Regions from separate parts of the Homo sapiens genome. Here all the other regions are linked to region 1. Evidence: chromatin contacts called from ENCODE Hi-C or POLR2A ChIA-PET data. All regions are on one chromosome and are shown on one strand. Each heading gives the region's core, a stretch centred on a gene start or an enhancer-like site at or near the end of the contact. The rest is flanking DNA. Distances are from core to core; before and after follow the strand shown.

Region 1 (2,700 bases), core at 97-2,596:
TCCCATTTTGGAGTTAATTTCAGTTATTTCTGGCTACACCCTAGATGGCAATGGAATAATTTCATAGTGCTTTTACAACAGGCAATATCTACGTCAGTGGATGGTTCATCTAAGGTCAACCTGGTTCAGGAAAGATATGCAAAGGAGAGCTTCATCCACCTCTTCTCCCAACCCTACATTTCCAGTGGTTGTTTTGTTCCTTCTTTGCAGTGGCTCCCGTCCTGTCTAATTTAAGCAAAATTTCAGTGTAGTACCTCCATTAACTGATACTTTTTATAAAGCAAATTGGGAAGCCAAAAGAATAACAGGAGAATGATCAAGATTTGAGAATTAAAAAAAATTGAATTAAGATGCAAGTAAACACAGTGGGAGAGGGGGATGGCGAGTCAATTGTATATAGTATATGTGTATGTATAAAACGCTTCTTTTCTGCCTCATTCACTCTCTTTAGACTGCATAAGCTAAAATGAGTAAGTTCTGACTCAGAAACAGGGTCAAAGATATATATTTTTTCTCCTTTGTCATCAAAAGAAGACCTGACCACGTGCACAGTGTATAAAGGATGCCAGTGGGAAGATTAACTTTACTGTCAGGCATTGTAAGGAAACAGAAACTCACATATGGTGAGATGGTAAAGGAGTTCAAGAGGAATTCATGGTAATATAATATGAGGAATGGGGCTACAATTGCGTCCCCAATGAGACTATAGAAGGCACACAATCCAGGCCAGTGCGATTTAACATCATGAAATAATCTCCAAAAATTAAAATCAAATAAGGTAGCATTTTACTCTCTTCTTGTAAATTTTATACCATTTTAATTTTTACTGGAGGCCTGCTGCTGACAAGGGTGTTTAAAAGAGATCCCCCTGGGTATTTTAGAGCTCCTTAACTGGATGGCAAGGACCAAATAAATGCCTTGTGCTTTTCTGCCCCACCTGTGCCTGCACCTGAGCTGCGCACGCGGTGGCACTGAGCCCTCGACTCACTCATTTGACAGGTGGAGGTGGGATGGGGAAGGCCGGAGACCGACCAACCCCAAAGGCGGTAGCGTGTGGAGCCGAACGCGGGAGGGGGTCGGCTGAGGCGGATTGAGGGGGGGGACGCCGAGGTGCGGCGACAGGACGCGGAGGACGAAAGACCTCAAGCAGCGGTGGCCGGCAAATGAGGTGGGCACTGGGGGACCCACCCTGCGAGGAGGCGGGGGCGGGGACGGGGGGCGCGGCGCGGCAGGGCGGGGCGGCAGCCGGGAAGCCCTCCTTCCCCGCGGCGGAGGTGACTGGCGGGCGGGGGGCGGGGGGCGGGGGGCGGGAGACGCTCTGTCCCACGCTTTCCCAGCGCTCGGTGGTTTAAAGATGGCGGCGGCGGTGGCGGCGGCGGCGGCGGCGGCGTTGGGGGCGCGGAGCCGCGACAGGAGGAGGGAAAAGCAGAATCTGTGAGTCGCCTGGAGGCAGCGCGGCGGCTGCCGTGAGGAGGCCGGGTGCGGAGCCGCCGGTGGCCCAGCCACTCAGGGCCAGGGCCTGGGCTGGGAGGGAGAGACCGGAGCAGCGCCAGGAGCCCGAGGCCGGAGCCGAGGAGGAATGTGACCAGGGGTCGGCGGGGGCGCGGGAGTACGCGAGAGCAGGGATGGGGCAGCAGGTGGGCCGCGTCGGGGAAGCTCCGGGGCTCCAGCAGCCTCAGCCCCGCGGGATCCGGGGCAGCAGTGCAGCCAGGCCCTCCGGCCGCAGGCGGGACCCGGCGGGGCGCACCACAGAGACCGGCTTCAATATCTTCACCCAGCATGGTGAGTGTGTCTGGGAGCCGGCATGAGAGCGTGGGGGAGGCCGGGGGTGGGGTCGGGGCGGGGTGGGTGGCGGACGGGCTGCCCGAGGGGTCGGAGGGTGGAAGGTGCCTGAGAGTGGGGGCGGAATCCGCTGCCATCTGGTCCAGTCCTGGGAGGCGAGTCACACCCCTCCCCCCTCGCGTCTCTAGCCTGGCTGGCAGATCCCGGGGGCGGAGAAGGAAAGAGAAGTGGGTTTGGGGACCCTGGATGGTCTGTCCTCTACTCTGGGACGGGACTATGCGGCTGCAGAAAGAAAGTGAATGGCAGCTTCAGGAGAGGGAAGGATGAAGGGCAGTATTAGCTCAGTCCCAGAGGTGGGAGCATAAACCCGTCGTTAGTGAAGGGGAAATGGGTTGTATCCTAAGGGATTGGGAAATGGGAACTGAATTTCAGGAGATTGTGGAGTACAAGGTATGTGTTTACGTTAGGTGATGAGCAGTGTCAGGATAGTGAACTGTGGACAGTGTCAAATGCTTTTCTGTAGGGAAGATGAAGTTAGCATCATCTTATCACTTTTGACATGCTTTTGTGGTTTATTTTGTTTTGTATTTCGTTTTTACTAGAAATGAAAGGCTTTGCCAAAGCCTCTGTACTATGCTTCAGAGTAGGACACACAATTCTGAGATTGCTGGCAAGGGCTAGAGGTTGGTGGGCATGGTTAGGACGTCAGTCAGGATATGAACAAGTTTTCCTTTGTAGTGTGTGCGTGTGCCCATATACATACATACATGTATGTATGCTCCCTGTAGTCTGAAACCTATTATTTTGATCTCATTGTCAATGTATTTTTAGAATAGTTGTCTCCAAACTTTTTTTGTCTTGTTTTTTTGTTTTGTTTTTGTTTTTGTTTTTTTTGAGACAGAGTCTCGCTTTGGTCCC
Region 2 (2,700 bases), core at 64-2,563, 620 kb after region 1:
TTAACCTTTGCCAGTTGAATATATGTAAAAACAAGAGATTCTTTTACAAAATACTTATAAAGAAAAATGTTCCATCATTGAGCAATATGAAGTATATATTTCAACAGTCCAAAATACATTAGATAATTATACAATTCTTTTAGCCAAGATTGTGACTCAGGGTTGTAATATTTTCTCTCAGTATCCATTTATGAAAAACTACTGTTTATTGTTAATTGTTACTGTGTATCTAGTAATGAAAGCCCAGCCCTATTTATAGTAGAACGTGAGAGTTATCTTATGACTAAAATTGCTATGATTCATGGTACGAGACAGTCACTAAAATTTTCATCCCTGTGATTGAATAACCCAAAAGAATGCACCATGGTTGCAAAGTATAGTTGAAAAGAAGGAAGATTTTCAGAGGGGGCCATTCTCAGGGATGGGGCTGAAGCCTGACCACTGTCCACAGGACAGACGAGCACAGAATACACTTTTTAAGATTAGCACCACAATGCTTATGCAGTCTGGTAGTCAATCTTTTCTCCATCACTCAGTATCATATCATGAGCATTTTTCTATGTCATTAGTCAATAATAAAAATATTTTTTCCAGCATTATTCAGTCTTTCTCTATATTATAACCCAAGGCAGTTTTAGCTTGAGCTTTCCATTGCTGGGTAGCCCAGTGCCCTGGAATGAGAATAGACTTCAGAATTAGACTTCAGAATCTACATTCAAGTCATGCTTCTGCCAGTTAGTTATGTGATCTTAGGCAAGTTGCATAACCGGACTGAACCACATTTTCCTCTTCAGTAATCTGGGTAAAATAAAAGCCAGCTCTCCCCCACACTACGATACTGTGAGGATTAGAGGAAGTAACACAGGCAAAGTGCTTTTTTTTTTTTTTTTTTTTTTGAGACAGAGTCTTGATCTGTCACCCAGGCTGGAATGCAGTGGCATGATCTTTGCTCTCTATAGCCTCCGCCTCCTAGGTTCAAGCAATTCTCGCGCCTCAGCCTCCTGAGAAGCTGGGACTACAGGTGTCTGCCACCACACCCAGCTAATTTTTTGTATTTTTATAGAGATAGGATTTCACCATGTTGGCCAAGCTGGTCTCAGACTCCTGACCTCGGGTAATCTACCCATCTCGGCCTCCCAAGGTGCTGAGATTACAGGCTTGAACCACAGTGCCCGGCCGCAAAGTGCTTTTTGCATTGTTAAGTAGTAAGAAGTGACTCATTGCTTTAACTCAGACCCAAAGGGCCTCTCCCTGGGTCTCCTGACTCCCCCTTCTCCTTACTTGAGTGATTGAGGTCCTCTGAGAGGAACCCCCTCTTGAGCAGTGAAGACCAGACTTTTATTCTGTCACTTAAAGACTCTCACAGTCTGAACCAAACTTAGGCCCATCTGCTGATCCCGGTATCTTGCCACCATTTCAGTCCATTTCTTGTACTTTCACATAAAAGCCTAATTTTTAGGTATCTTGCTGATATTGCCATTTGCCCTTTATTTTCTCTTATGCCTGGCCCAGTGCCAACTTTCTTGTGAGGACTTCCCTGACATCGAAGACTACTATGGTTTACTCCTCTGGGCTCACACAGCACTTGGTCTCTATTGCTGACCTATACATGGTTATCACATAGTTCAAGAATTCCTTGACTCTTGGGGCATAGTTGTCACCTTTTAGGTAGTCTGCTAATCCTATGACTCCTCTCTATTTTTTCAAGACTTGCCTCTTACGCAGCAACCCTATTTGGCCACAGCTGATGGACAAGGGTGAACCCCTGGGCCAATAAGATTCTCTCTTCAGGGACTTTAGAATTGACAGCCAGGATGTTGGTCAGTATTGCTGGAAGTGAGAACACGGCCTTCAGGAGTTGACTCAGCCTTTGTGAAGTGCCCATTTTTGGCCCACCCAGGTACACAGAGGTAGAGAATGTTGTCTGCCAAGGAGATCCAAAAGCAATGAACAGACACCAGAAGCCACGTAACCCAGTGAGAGAAAATGACTGAAAGAAAGCACCTTGGTATCTGAAAGCTTTCTAATTCAGGGTTCCAGTGCTTGAGAGGCCCAGCTATAGTTTCAGCAGCTTTGGGCTCTGTGAACTATCCCTGTATAAATAAATGTCTCCCTTGTGTTTAAGAAAGATGGGTATCATAAAATCATGTGAATGTTCGGTAATAGAGACACATCCAAAGTTTCACGGGGCACCTGGAGGTGAGGGAAAGTAGTCAGGAATGGCTTTCTGTAGAAGGTGATGTTGGTTGGACCAGTAGGGAGGGCACTTCAGACAGCGAGAACAGCATAAGCAATGCTGGGAGCTGCAAGCAGTTCAGTGTTGCTGGCACATAAAGGCATGGACTGGCCAGGAGTGAGGCTGGCCGGAGAGGGTGGCCAGGGGCCCAGTCAGGAGCATCTTGGGTGCCATGGGAAGGAGCCTGGACTTTATCCTGCAGGTCAGGGGTTCTCAACCATGTTTGCACATTAGGATTTCCTGGGAAATTTTAAAAAGAAATATGGTTTCTTTCTCCCATCCAGTCCACTTAAATCAGAATCTCTGGGAATGGAAGCAGGAACTGATTTTTTTTTTTTTTAAGGGCCCAGGTGATTCTAATGAGCAGATAGGCTGGAGAACCTGACAGGATGCCTTGAAGGGGTTTAAGTGAGATATAGACATGGTTTTAGAAAGATCACCATAGATGCTAGACTTTGAGGATG
Region 3 (2,700 bases), core at 148-2,647, 930 kb before region 1:
TCCTGCCCGCCAAATACCCACTACCTGGATTAGGTGGATGTGTGACACCACAGGAATCTTTAAATTGTGGAAAGGAAACTATGAGACAATGTATGCCGAGTACTTAGTAAGGTGCCTGAAATGATAGGTGCTCCGTAAATATTAATTACTATTATTACCATATTTCCTCGACTCTAAGTCTTAAGTGTTTCAAAATTTTAGCATTTCTGTAATAGAGTTCACCTTCAAATCTTTATACATGTAGTGGTTTTTTCCTATCCTTCTACCCCTTGGGCTGTCATAAAATGAACAGTGTGTCTCACAGTTGATGGTGTCTTGGAATTCAGGAAATATAGTTTTGGTGCCCCAACCAGGGATTGGGAACATGGAGCAAGAGCCAAACACGCACCAAAGGCCTCTGGGTGCATGGGTTTAAAATATAAGGGTCTGAGCGGGGGAAGAGAGAGAAGGATGTGGCCCAGAAGCTAAGGAGCTGGAGGCGGCAGGTCAGGAGAGGCCCGGAACAGAGATAGGAAAACTGCCAGGTGGACATACCCACATCAAAGACAAAAATGAGAAAGGAAGTCTATGTACCACCTGGTCAACCAGTCGAGGGAGTGGAGAAAGGTGGCAGGGAGGCAAAATGGATGTCCGTTCCCTTTTCTCCCCAGCACTGACCCACAGCAGCTAGGGAACCTGGCAGGAAGATGACATGGGTCCCTGGACGAGAGGAAGAGGACTGCCACAAGGCTGGCCCAGGAAACGGTAAGGTGTCAGCGGACCATGCGGAGGAAGGAACAAAGGAGACCTCTCGCAGGGAAGGAGGCAGTAACCTGGCGGGGGACGAACCGGGCGAGCAGGGCAGGTCTGGGGGCCCAGGCCGCGGAGAGGGAAAGAAGCTCGGGATGAGGGCCAAGAGGAAAAGGCAAGGGAGCGGGAGGCAAAAATGGAGCTGAGAAACATGAAGGTGGTGGGCGTGGGATGCGCGGAGAGGAAGAGGTGGGCGGAGGTGACTGGAAGAGGGACGCGCTCCCGGAGTAGGAGGCTGCCCACCGGGCAGGTGGAGGGGTCCGGGCGGCGGGGCACGGGGGAGCGGGCCGCCCCCGCTTCTCACCTTTGACGTCTTCGGCCAGCGCCTTCCACGTCGGGGCGAAGGCGATGCAGTGGCCGCACCAGGAGGCGAAGAACTCCACGGCCCAGGCGCTGCGGGAGCCCAGCACCGCGCCGCGCACCGTGTCCGCCTGCAGCAGCGTCAGCGGGTCGGAAGGCGAATAGAGCGCCGACCGCGGGGCCGCGTTAGCGCCGGGAACCGCGAGCAGCCACAGCAGCAGCAGCAGCAGCGACGGCGGCGGCCCGGAGCCGCTGTTGCACCTCCTCATCCTCGGCGCTGCGCTCACCACCACACGCAAGCACCGGATGAGTCGGGTCCCGGCGCCGCGGCACCGCCTGCCTCCGCCCGCAAGGAGGAGCCACGTGGCCCCGCCCCTGAGCCCCCGCCCCCGAGCCCCCGCCCCCGAGGCCGGCCCAGCCACCCCGCCCCGCCGGCCGCTCCTGGGCGCGGGAGCGGGCGGGGCTGAGCTTGTTGCAGGGGCTGGCCCTGGCCGGGTGGTGAGCCATCCTTTCGCGGTCCGCCGAGGCCTCGGAGCAGCGCGACCCGGGTTCCCGCCTCAGGCCCCAGGAGGCGAGGTGTACAGTCCGGTAAAGGAATGGAGCGCCCGCCGAGCGGTCGCTGCGGGGGTAGCCTCGCGGAGGTTGTTTGGCCTCTCACGGCCCCCGTATCCAACGGAAGAGGAGTCCGTTGGAATAGACGACCCGGATTTCGGCTGTTGTAGGGCAGTTCCTGGGCTCCCGCGGAGCGATGAGACGTTGTGAATTAGATGTGAGAAGAGGGACGCTTGGTCTGCGACCACCAAGACCCCACAGGATCGATGCACCCACCCCTGCTGATGACCATGACCATCTAAAGGGGAACATCATTTGAGGGGCCCTACTCATGGATCAGAAGCCCCTCTTCACTGTGGGGTGTGCTGGGTTGGCGGGCAGTTGCCGTGGAATCAGTTTCCTCAGGACCCATATCTGACCACCCTCATAAGGTTGTCAGGGCGATTCCAACATTCGGGGTTCCCAGCAGCCCAGATCCCCCACATCCAGCTCTTCAGCCTACTCAGAGCTCTCCACGCTCACTCACATGTCCCTCTCGCAAGTAGCCCGATCAACTCACCTGGTGTCATGGGCACTAAGGTGTTAATGGATTTTCTCTGGTCACCTTTGCAGCTCCACTGTTTTGAGTGAGTTATTTTAAGGGGAGAAGGTGCTCCTCAGACGGTTGTCACAGTGATATTTTTCCTTTGTGACTGCCAGGTTAGCCCCTTTCACCTGTAAGAGCTTTGAGCCTAGATTTGTTATTCATTTATTCAAGTTTTACTGAGTGGTGTCATGCCAGGCACTTGTTTAGGTATAAGGATAAGGCAGTAAACAAAATATAGACTCTAGGGACGTGGAACTTACATTCCAGTGGGGGTAAAGAGATGATACATAAGTAAATGTAGATCAGATGGTGACCGATGTTATGAAGAAATGTAGACTGGGGTAAGAATAGAGTGGCAGAGGAGGTGCTATTTTACACACGAAGATCAGGGACAGGTCTACCCTTAATATTTGCAAGAACTGAGTCAGTAGTACAAATGGAGGCCCACATATCATGTCTACATATTTTAAAAC

Evidence for each region. A loop is a pair of places that touch in the nucleus more often than their neighbours do. ChIA-PET counts read pairs that join two places held with the same protein, here RNA polymerase II (POLR2A). Pooled maps may share reads with other maps.
Region 2: a map with no recorded cell type shows a loop between it and region 1 (4-fold over the local background). The contact joins the enhancer-like site here to the promoter of ABL2 in region 1. A Hi-C loop is called at or near these places in 1 of 37 single-sample maps with no recorded cell type and 2 of 50 pooled maps. POLR2A ChIA-PET finds 5 or more read pairs at or near these places in 1 of 52 experiments (B cell).
Region 3: a map of CD4-positive, alpha-beta T cell shows a loop between it and region 1 (3-fold over the local background). The contact joins the promoter of QSOX1 here to the promoter of ABL2 in region 1. A Hi-C loop is called at or near these places in 1 of 168 maps with a recorded cell type or tissue (CD4-positive, alpha-beta T cell), 1 of 37 single-sample maps with no recorded cell type and 5 of 50 pooled maps.

Annotation. Positions count from the first base shown.
Region 1 is chr1:179,228,323-179,231,022 of GRCh38, reverse strand. It overlaps ABL2 (ABL proto-oncogene 2, non-receptor tyrosine kinase), which reads left to right and starts at 1,346. Exons shown (of 12, transcript NM_007314.4): 1 at 1,346-1,782. The coding sequence starts at 1,626. RefSeq lists a silencer at 1,431-1,840 and an enhancer at 1,296-2,052.
Region 2 is chr1:178,606,729-178,609,428 of GRCh38, reverse strand. No RefSeq gene overlaps it. Among named protein-coding and RNA genes, the nearest start is that of C1orf220, 65 kb to the right of the region's middle. RefSeq lists an enhancer at 1,025-1,104. Within about 2 kb of position 1,313, at least 9 of the 41 ENCODE cell types and tissues checked have a DNase peak (open chromatin) inside an H3K27ac peak, as active enhancers do; they include B cell, where a contact is called at or near this core.
Region 3 is chr1:180,153,566-180,156,265 of GRCh38, reverse strand. QSOX1 (quiescin sulfhydryl oxidase 1) reads right to left here and starts at 1,397. Exons shown (of 12, transcript NM_002826.5): 1 at 1,094-1,397. The coding sequence starts at 1,358. LOC105371636 (a long non-coding RNA gene) reads left to right here and starts at 1,428. Exons shown (of 2, transcript XR_001738314.3): 1 at 1,428-2,267. RefSeq lists an enhancer at 1,123-1,222 and a silencer at 1,403-1,722.